2 separate regions of the Homo sapiens genome follow, and region 2 is linked to region 1. Evidence: chromatin contacts called from ENCODE Hi-C data. All regions are on one chromosome and are shown on one strand. The core of a region is the stretch at or near the end of the contact, and the rest is flanking DNA. Distances in the headings are between cores, read along the strand shown. Region 1 holds the start of LINC02126 (long intergenic non-protein coding RNA 2126). Region 2 has its middle 97 kb from the start of CDH5.

Region 1 (5,199 bases), core at 1,864-4,363:
TATATAAACTTAAGTTTTCATTTTTCTAGGATAAATGCCATCTGTGACTCCTGAGTTATAAAGTAGTTGTATATCTAGTTTTATGGGAAACTGCCAAACTGTTACCCAGAGTGGTGGTACCATCTCACATGCCCACTAACAATGGATGAGTGATTCAGTTGCTCCTCCAGATTTTCAGCATTTGGTGTTTTCTCTATTTTTATTATTGCCATTCTAATAGGTATGTAATGATATCTCATCATGGTTTTAATTTGAGTTTCTATAACAGCTAGTGAGGAACATCTTTTCGTGTGCTTATCTGCCATTATTTGCTTATATCTTTGGTGAAATGGCTCTAAATGTATTTTGTCCATTTTCTAATTTGAACGTTTTATTAGTTTTTTGTTCTCTTGAGTTTCAAGAGATTTTTATATATTCTAGATACTAATCCTTTTCCAGATACACGGTTCGCCAATACTTTCTCAGAGTGTGTAGCTTGTTTTTTCATCCTCTTGATAGGGTATTTCAAAGAGCAAATTTTTAAAATTTTGACAACAGCCAATTTATCCTATTTTTCTTTTATGGCTTTTGCCTTTAGTATCAAGTCTAAAACATTTTTGTCTAACTCCAGATTTTAATGATTTTATCTTGTTTTTCCTTTTTTTCCAAAAGTTTTATAGGTTTACATATTTTATTTAAGTTTGTGATCTATTTTAAATTGATAATTGCACAAGTTGTGAGTTTAAAGTCCAGATTTAGTTGATGTTGTTATTGTTTTGCCTGTGGATGTCCAAATGCTACATTTGGACTCTTTTGTTTTTTTTCTTTTTCAGACGGAAACTCGCTCTGTCACCCAGACTGGAGTGCAGTGGCATGATCTCAGCTCACAGCAACCTCTGCCTCCCAGGTTTAAGTGATTCCTCTGTCTCAGCCTCCCGAGTTGCTGGGATTACAGGTGCTCACCACCACACCTGGCTATTTTTGTTTGTTTGCTCGTTTTTTGAGACGGGGTTTCACCATATTGGTCAGGCTGGTCTCGAACTCCTGACCTCAGGTGATCCACCCGCCTCGGGCTCCCAAAGTGCTGGGATTACAGGTGTGAGCCACCGCACCTGGCCCATTTGGACCATTTTTAGGCAAGGCTACCCTTTTGTGCTTTTGTCAAAAATCAGTTGGGTGTATTTGTATAGGTTTATATCTGGGTTCCCCATTCTGTGCTACTGGCCTGTGCCCTTCTCTCTGCCAATACCAGTCTGCCTTGATTATTATTGCCATAGAATAGCCTTAACACCAGACAGGATGACTCCTTTACCCTTTTTTTTTTCACAGTTGCTTTATCTGTTCTATGTCTTTTGCCTTTCCATATGGATTTTAGAATAAGCTTGTCTATGTCTACAAAAAACCTTGCTGAGATTTTAATAGGAATTGTATTAAACCTACAGATTAATTTGGGGGAGAATCAACTTTGTATTCTGTTGATTCTTCAAGGAAATGTTTTAAAATATTTTGTTTTATGAAGAGACTTCAGCAGTTTTAGAAAGTGAGGGATTCAAAGGGGGTATGTGTAATTGAAGTGCGTCACTGAGGAAACTGACAGGGGAGGCTTGAGGGTTCAGGTGGAGGGGCTCAGCTGCAAACTCCAAACACTCAGACCAACATAAACTGAAAGGAAGAGAATCCCAGGGAACTCACTGACCAACAATGAGAAGAAAGAAGCTATACTTGACCTTGAAGCCGGACTTCCAGATTCAAAGGGAAATGTAGACTGTATCTAGAAAACCACATCTAGTTCTCATCTCCAGCGTGGTGAGAAGCGAGAATGAAAATGTCTCTGAGAACCCATGTGAACAGGGCTCTGCAATAAATGAACTGCAGTTTAGACTGCAAGAGAGAGAGAAAAAAAATGAATTAGGAAAGCCTGCTGCTTGCTGCTCCAAGAATAAAAGCTGTAGGTGTGGCCTCAGGGGTCCCAGTCTCGCTTCCCTTCCAGTATTCTGCCTGAATCCATCTCTAATGCAAGAGATCACAACTCTCCATCTTTGGGTTTTGCCCAAAGGAACCTGCTGCCTGCCTTTACCACCTGAGTTCATGTCCTCTAACGCTGTGTGATCACCTGTCCAGAATGACTCTCCTCACTCTTGTACCCATTCTTCCTCACTAACAGCTCCCACCTATACTAACCCTGGCCCTGCATTACACGAGCTGCTTAGCTCACCTGCTGATAACTGGCTAAGAGCATAGTATACCTTCATCCGTCAGAGAAATGACAAGAGTTCTGCAGAGAAATGCCTGAAATAGGACTGGTGAGATACTGATCCACATATGGACGTACATGTAGGCTTTCTGGTGGAAACTCACACTCTTTTTTTGTTTGTTTTTTTATTTATACCCACTGCTCCATTTGCATCAAAGTCATAAACCTCCACCTGCTACCACCCACCCCCCCAACACAACGCTTCCTAATTTACAGATTGCAATCTCCTGGTAGCTTTCTCATTTTTTCTTGGTAGGTTTAAAAGCTTGATGCCACCAACTGTTTCTCCCCCATCTGCTTTTCTGTGTTCCTTCGGAGAAGTAAAGCACAGCCTCTTGTTGCACCTAAGCCCCTCCACATATCAAGAAAGCTTACTGTGAGAAGCCTTCGACGAACAGCCTCAGGAATGTAAGGTTTGAAGTGATGCACTCTGGAATGGAAATGCCAGTCGCACCACTCCACACCTTTGCCACCTTTGTCACTTTTCTCTGATGTGCCATCTCTTCATCTGTAAAATGCAAACAAGAATTCTTACCTCATAGTAGTGTTGATGGGATTCTGTGAGATGATGTGCTGGAAATATTCTGAACATGGATAGTGATGATGGTTGCACATTGTGGTCTGGAAACCACCAAATTGTACTCTTCAAAATAATTAAAATGGTGAATTTTATGTTATGTGAAGTTTGTCTCAAAAAAAAAAAAGATTAAAAAAAGTATTTAACACAGAACCCCATAGCCAGAATTCAGCAAATCTCATTACCTCCTCATCAGATGAAAAGTTGCAGCTCCTGACAGAAAGCCTGGGGCCTTTTGCTTTAGACCAAGTGAAAATTTTAGGAGGTAAGTCCTAAAATCCGAGAGCATTCGCTGGGAAATACACAGGGGTAGAGCTGGAAGGACTTTCCATGTCTGCTGATCATCCCAACAGCCTGCTCCCCTCAGCCACAAGGTTCAAGAGGCACCCTTGGCCTGGACTTTCCTGGCTCTCTCGTCCCTCTTAGCCCTGGCCTTGTCCCCAGGGCTCTTCCCTCTGAGAAATGATTGAAGAGTTGGCTTTCAGACGTTGGTCTCCAAACAGCTCCAGAAGCAGCTGGAAGATTTCATGTGGATGATGATTGTTCACACTTTGACCCATTTAAAAAAAAATAAAACTAAAGCGTGGGAGAGGATGGGTCAGTGAAAATAAACGTCTTCTCTGGAAGACATCCCACAGCTGTGTGCTGAGGCAGCACAGTGTGGAGGTATTGGAGCTTCCAATATGCATAGTTGTGGTTAGGAAGAAGAGAAGACGCCGATTCATAGGTCCCCACAGCTTCATGGTGGCTCCAAACCAGGAATTAGAGGTACCTTTCCTTAACACTCGGATTTGTCAGATGCTGAATGCCCTCAGCATTTCAGAGTCGATTGAATTCCTTTCAAAGGTGGGATGACACCAAGAGCAAGTTTGTGGTTACTCCATGGAAGCCTGAGTTGGATAATGTGTTGGGGTTCTGGGTCAGGAAAGTGCACATCAGAATCATGGTTCCACCAGCCTGGGCAACATATTGAGACCCCCATCTCTACACAAAATAAAAATCTTAGCCAAGTGTGCTGGTACATGCCTGTAGTCCTAGCTTCTCAGGAGGCTGAGGAGGGGGCTGACTTGAGATCAGCTGTTAGAGGTTGCAGTGAGATGTGATCATGCCACTCCACTCCAGCCTGAGTGACAGAGCAAGATCCTGTCTCAAAAAAAAAAAAAAAAAAAAAAAAAAAATCATGGTTCCACCACTTACTGATGACCTTCATCAAATCACATGACCTCTCAGGTCCTTAATGTCATAATCTCTGAAATGGTTTGCCTTGCTGTTTCCTTGGGAAGACAAGAAGTCTTGTCTTAATGCGATGAGCTTATAGTGTCTTTCCCATATAAGACCCTATATTCATGGTAATAATAGCACCAGCAGCAATGCCAATCATGTTGATATAGTTAAATCCCCTGATGTTTCATCATCTTTTACCACTTTGTATCACAGAAATGGTCCAAGCAAGGCAGACTTATTTCCAGGTGATGTTTATAGGCATTGTTAACCAAGACAGAGGGAGGGACACCCGGTATCTGGCAGCAAACCAGATTAAAACTACCTGCCATTTAAAGTTTGCAAATAAACTTCTGGGGAATAATAACAGCTATAATAATAATTATGTTGTTGTCAGTAGGATGGTACTCCAAGATACTTGTCATGCTGCCCAGAGCTTTTGTTTTCAAAGAGAGATTATCAGAATAATTGCCAATAGTTATTACAATTTACTTAAAAATTAGCCAGCTCCAGCCTCAGTGATTTCATCAACAGCTCCCTAGAATATATTTCTGTGCTTCACCTTGAAAAGACAGGTGTGATCCAAAGATTAAAACCATAGGATAAAATCACCTTCAGTCTTACCCATCCTAACTTGGGAACAATTGTTCAGGCTCAGCATTATCATGGAAATAAAAATCCCCGTACCACAAAAGAAAGGGTAAGTTGAGCTTTGATACACAGGCAGCCTTAGGAAAGACTCTAAATCTTAGAAGACATAAAAATCAAACAGAACTGAGGTGAGTTCGGTACAAGAACTGCTCAACTGAGAAGGTCAAGAAGGCAGGAAATGATGAGGAATCATGACTGGGAGCCAGTGACCCAAAATGAGATCAGCAGGAATGTGGCTGTGAAAATACAGTCCTGCAGGGATGAGTTCTTTTGAAAGGTCTTTACGCCTGACATTGGGGCTCTCAGTGTAACACTAGCAACCTGATATTGGACCCAGATCATAAATAGAAATGTCCCCTTGCATGTCTCTACTCCCTAATTAGTGCTTAATGGAATCGATTAGGTAATGAGTGCAGGTCATCAGGGAATCAAGGACCATGTTCCCTGACAGGGACACAGAAATATGCCTTATAACACTTGCTACTTCCTTCCAAGATAAACAGAGTTAACAATTTGA
Region 2 (5,199 bases), core at 1,792-4,291, 1.1 Mb after region 1:
GCAGATGTTACCAGCCCACTTCTGGATAAGCCCAACGAGCTCAGAAATCTTCAAGAAGCAACTGGACCAGTGGGAAATGCAGGTCTGGGTGATTCCAGCCTGAGGCCTGAGACTGAGCCCAGTTTCCTCAGGCTCCAGACAACTGGGTGGCCAGGACCCGGCCGGTCAGCCCCATCTGGGGTGGTCAGGGTGGGGCACAGATGCTGAAAGTCGCTCCCACTGTGCACAGGTGGGGCCCTGGCTGAGGCAGGTCAGGACCTCGTGACCTGTTACCCCCCCCCCACACACACACAACCACACACACAACCATTCATACCCATGGAGAAACTGGGCACAATCGTAGACACACAAGTCTCACACAAGCTGACATATATGCGGGTTGACCCACAAACACACACACACACACACACACTGCCTGCTGGGCTGGTCTGGCAGGGCCTGGGGTAGGTCAGTCCTTTGAGGGGAAGGGCAGCTGCTCTTGTATTTCTGCCTGGGTCCCCCCGAAGGCAACAAGATATCAGCCCTTGAGTCTGGACTCTGGCCAAGGGGAGAGGGGACAGAAGGAATGAGAGTTAGAAGAGAGCAACGCAGCAGAAGAGGAGAGGGAGAAGAGAACAAAAGGAAAAGGAGGGAAGGAGGAGGGGGAAGAGATGAGGAAGAGCAGAGAAGGAAGGGTGCATGAGGAAGAGGGAAGCGGGGAAAGGAGGACAGGGAATGGGACAGGGGAAGGAGAGAGTGCAGGAGTAGGCCCTCTCGTAAGCCCCAGCGAGGGCAAAAAACATAATCTCCAGGTCTGGAATCAGACACATAATACATTGGACTTCTATGAGCACGTGTGACCTTATGCAAGTTACTCAACATCTCTCAGCCTCAGTTTCTTTTTCTCTAAAATGGAGATAATACAGTAGCCCCTTTCATAGAGAGGCATAGAACATATTGAACAGTCCCAGGTACATGGGAGAGCTTGATAAGGTTGCAAGAAAGATGGAACAGGTACTGGAGGCCCGAGCAAAGTCATATGCTTCCCGTATCCGGCCCGTGGTGAGTGCTTGGAGGATTTAACTGCTGTTATTTCTAATACTGCCGTCATCTTCCTCACATGCCAGGCACTGCTCCAAGTGTCTTTGTATCTATTACCTCATCTGACCTGCCAACAACCTTACAAGTGATTAGACTCATGATCCCTATTTTATAGATGGGTTAGGCAGAGGCCCAGAGAGGTTGAAAAACGACTTGTTCAAAGACACACAGCTGGCAAGTGGTGAAGCCAGCATACAGGATGGTCTCCAAAGCTTACATTTGCAACTGTCACTACAGGGCACAGTATTTCCTGTTTAAATCATGATTTTTAAAAATTAAAGTAAATGGCAGAGCATGGTGGCTCATGCCTGTAATCCCAGCACCTTGGGAGGCTGAGGCAGGCAGATCACCTAAGGTGAGGAGTTCGAGGCCAACCTGACCAATATGGTGAAACCCCGTCTCTACTAAAAATACAAAAATTAGCCGGGCATGGTGGTGGGTGTCTGTAATCCCAGCTACTTGGGAGGCTGAGGCAGGAGAATCACTTCAGCTGGGGAGGCGGAGGTTGCAGTGAGCCGAGATCACACCACTGCACTCCAGCCTGGGCAACAAGAGCGAGACTCCGTCTCAAAACAAAAAGAAAAAATAAAGTAAACAAGGTGGGATCCTAATAACCAACATTTATTGAGCATGTGCCATGTGCCAGGCCCTGTGCAGAATGTTTATGTCCTTGAATGCTCACAATGACCTCAAGAAATACATAGTATTAATATTTTTAATGAGGAAACAGAAGCACAGAAGGGTTAGGTAATTTGCTCAGGGTCACCAGCCAGGAAGAGAAGGACCCAAGTTCAAGCTCAGGTAGTGCTCCCAGAGACATCCTCTTCACCACTCAGCTAGAGATAGATCAACCTCATATTGTGATATTGAACAGTCTCTAAGATACATTTTTAAAATATATTTTAAGTCAAAAGCAAGGTATAGAGCAGCCTGTCTACGGTGCTATATTTTCTAAAGGAGACATATGGCCTGACACGTTTTTCTCTGCACAGAGTATCTGGAAAGCTATGTAGGAAGCTTGTACCAATTGCTGCCTGCAGGAAGAGGAACTGGGAGGCTGGGGTCAAGGAGGCAGAGAGATGCAGCACTTTTAGACCCTTTCCATATTTTATCCCTGCCTTTAAAAGGATGAATGTGTAGCGTCCCTTTCAGAAAGAAATGATTTTCACTCCTTGGTCAGTTTCATGGAGACATGGTGTTAGCTGGTATTTCCAGAGGGTACTCCCTGCTCAGGACTCGGGTTACGGGGAGGCCCGAATTTCTGTGTGATCTGTCACCCTCCAGTTGGAAATGACCCTCTCATTGTTGACAGCACACTAGAACAAGTTTGTCCAACTTGCGGCCTGCGGCCCAAGGTGAGTTCAGGGTTCCAACAATCAAGTCAAAGATGCCTGGAGGGAGGGAGGGAGGGAGGGAGGGGGCTGGGGGCAGCAGGATAGACCCTGCACTGCACAGGAAAGCAGGTCCCCTCTGCGGAGGGGAGACCCGGAATCAAACCAAGAGTCCTCTGCTGAACCAGCAGTTAGAGAGAGGGAGGGAGGGGAGACAGGGAGGGAGGGAGAGAAGAGGAAGGGAGGGAGACAGGGAAGCAGGGGGAGGGAGAGCCCCAGGAAGAACGGAAAGCAGGAAGGAGGGAGGGAGGGAAGAAGAGAGACGAGGAGGGAGGGGAGGGAGAGAGAGAGGGAGGGGGGAGGTAAGGCCCCAGGAAGGAGGGAGGGAGGGAGAAAGGAAGAAAAGAAGGAAGGGAGGACGGGAGGGAGGGAGGGAGAAGCAGAGGAGAGGGAAACGAAGAGAGAAAGGAGAGGGTGGAAGAAAGGAAAAATGGAGGGAGAGGAAGGGGAGAAAATGAAGGAGGGAGGGAGGAAAGCAGCCTTCTCTGGTGCTGAGATCAGAGGGATCTCAGCCGGGATCTGGCTGAGTGCGGCACCGAGTTCAGGGCCCAGTGACTGAGAAGAGAAACCTGAAGGCCTCGAGCTGAGGAGCTGCCACGCGGGCGGCAGGCGGTGCCACTTTGCAGAAGCGCAAACTGAGGCCAGAGGGGCAGCGGATCTCAGCTGGGTCCCCACGCTCGGCAGGAGACCGGGTGCTCCCCGCGGGGCCTGTGAGCGGGCCGCCAGGGCTGGGCTGGGGGTGGCAGCGCCGAACCGGGAGCGCAGCGCAGGGTCCGGGTTCGCTGGGAGGCCGGCGGCGGCCGCGTGGCCACAGCGCCCCCTGGCGGCTACGGGAGTCCTGCACGCAGCGGCCGCGTCTCCACGCCTTCCTGGAGCAGAAGGTTGCCTGCCCGCTGCGTGGCCCCCGGGTTCCCAGACAGCCCGCCCCGTCCCTAGCGCTCCGAAATGGCTGCCACCTGGCGTCTGGCCTGGGCAAACGAGGTATCCCATCTGTATGTATTTAAAAGCGGACAGCAGGGTGCCCGCTGCTGTCACCCCACCGCCTAAAGAGGATAGACACTTATCTTCCCCTAAATGTGTAATTAGCAATTCCAGTGTGACCCCTCTCCTCATCGGACTTTAGTTCAAACTCAGGCAGCGGAAGCCATGTCCTTTTTCTGTGTGAAATTTAGGATTCCAAAAGGACAGCCCCTGCCGTCTGCACTGCCCACCCTAGTAACAGCTCACACCTTCCCATCCTGGCTTCCCTGGATCTAAGCACTTCTCAGGCGTTAGTCCTCACCTCAGACCGATTATTATCCCCTCCTGGGCGAGGTAACTGAGACACAGAGAGAGATTAAGGAACTCACCCAAAACCACACAGGTAGAGGGGAAGCTAGGATTTTAACCCAGGCAGCCTTGATTGCAAAAGAGAAAAGGGGAGAAAAGGAATGAGAGGGGGCAGAAAGAGAAAATTTACTTCTAAGACAAGGCAGTGCTGGAGCGCGTCTGCCTCCATTTTGTGTGAGGGGTCTAGGAAGCCTTATTAGAAGTCTCCCAGCTCCTTTCCAGAGCCTGGCATCAGGATGAGGCAGTGAGGCGGGGAGCCCCAGACTGGGCTCACACACAGGGAGCTGCCCAGGCCAAGGTTTGGGCAGCTGAATGGAGGGAGAGGAGTTCTGCCCGCCCCACCCCATCCCATGCACCCAGGCCTCTCTATCTCTGCTGGCCTGGGGATGGGTCCACCAGGGTAGAGGTAAGCAGGTTTTGGAGAAGAATGCATCATGGAGCTTATGCCTGTCTAGGTGACTTCTCCAAGCCTCAGAAGATGCCCGTGGCACAGTGACTCACTGTGGCTTCAGATTCAGCTCTGGCCCTCCCTTCTCTCGAGCCCCACCCTTGGAAGAAATGCAAGGACAGAAACTTCACTGAACTCCTGATTTTTGTGCCTGGCCCCAAAGACAAGGGGGCTAGGGTCTGTGCATTCCAGAGACTTCCTCTTAGCTGAGATCTGAAATCCCCAAGTTTTCCAGTCAAGCTGTTGTAAACCCGTCCAGATCTCTGCGCACCTCCTCCCGGTGGCCTGCAGACTGCAGAGCTGAGCCCAGAGGCCCAGTTCAGTGGGCAGGCTACAGGGGAGGGAGGGGAACCAGAGCCAGAAGGAGAGGGGCGTCTCTGAGACTGGGCTCCCACATTCACCTGGAATCATCTTTGAAGTGGAAAGATTAACACGGGATTCAGTTTCCCCTTTGTGAATGAGTGGTGTTGGAAACTACACAGAGATTCCTCTGTGCCGGTCAGGCCCTGCAACCCCAGGACCAAGAGAGGGATGAATCTTGATAAAACCTTGGGATGGAGAAAGGCAAGAAGGGTGCCATTCACACACACCCCATCAGTCTCATTGTTCCCTGCCATTACCACTACCCTGGAGAAGGACACCAAACAGCTGCTTATTAAAACACATTACCTGAGGCCAGGCTTGGTGACTCACATGTCCAATCCATGACAGGCAGGTTGCTTGAGGCCAGGAGTTCGAGACCAGCCTGGCCAACACGGCAAAACCTCATCTCTACTAAAAATACAAAAATTAGCCGGACGTGGTGGTGCATGCCTGTAGTCCCAGCTTTCTGGGAGGCTTAGGCATGAGAATTGCTTCAACCCGGGAGGCGGAGGTTGCAGTGAGCCAACATGGTGCTACTGCATTCCAGCCTGGGTGATAAAGCAAGACTCTGTCTCAAAAATAAAAATA

The links. Hi-C counts contacts between places; a loop is a spot of excess contacts on that map. Pooled maps may share reads with other maps.
Region 2: a pooled map shows a loop between it and region 1 (3-fold over the local background). The contact joins the enhancer-like site here to the promoter of LINC02126 in region 1. A Hi-C loop is called at or near these places in 1 of 168 maps with a recorded cell type or tissue (IMR-90) and 7 of 50 pooled maps.

What each region holds. Positions count from the first base shown.
Region 1 is chr16:65,173,460-65,178,658 of GRCh38, forward strand. LINC02126 (long intergenic non-protein coding RNA 2126) reads right to left here and starts at 3,114. Exons shown (of 4, transcript NR_110918.1): 1 at 2,996-3,114; 2 at 2,609-2,741; 3 at 1,707-1,860.
Region 2 is chr16:66,267,315-66,272,513 of GRCh38, forward strand. No RefSeq gene overlaps it. Among named protein-coding and RNA genes, the nearest start is that of CDH5, 97 kb to the right of the region's middle. Within about 2 kb of position 3,042, at least 11 of the 41 ENCODE cell types and tissues checked have a DNase peak (open chromatin) inside an H3K27ac peak, as active enhancers do.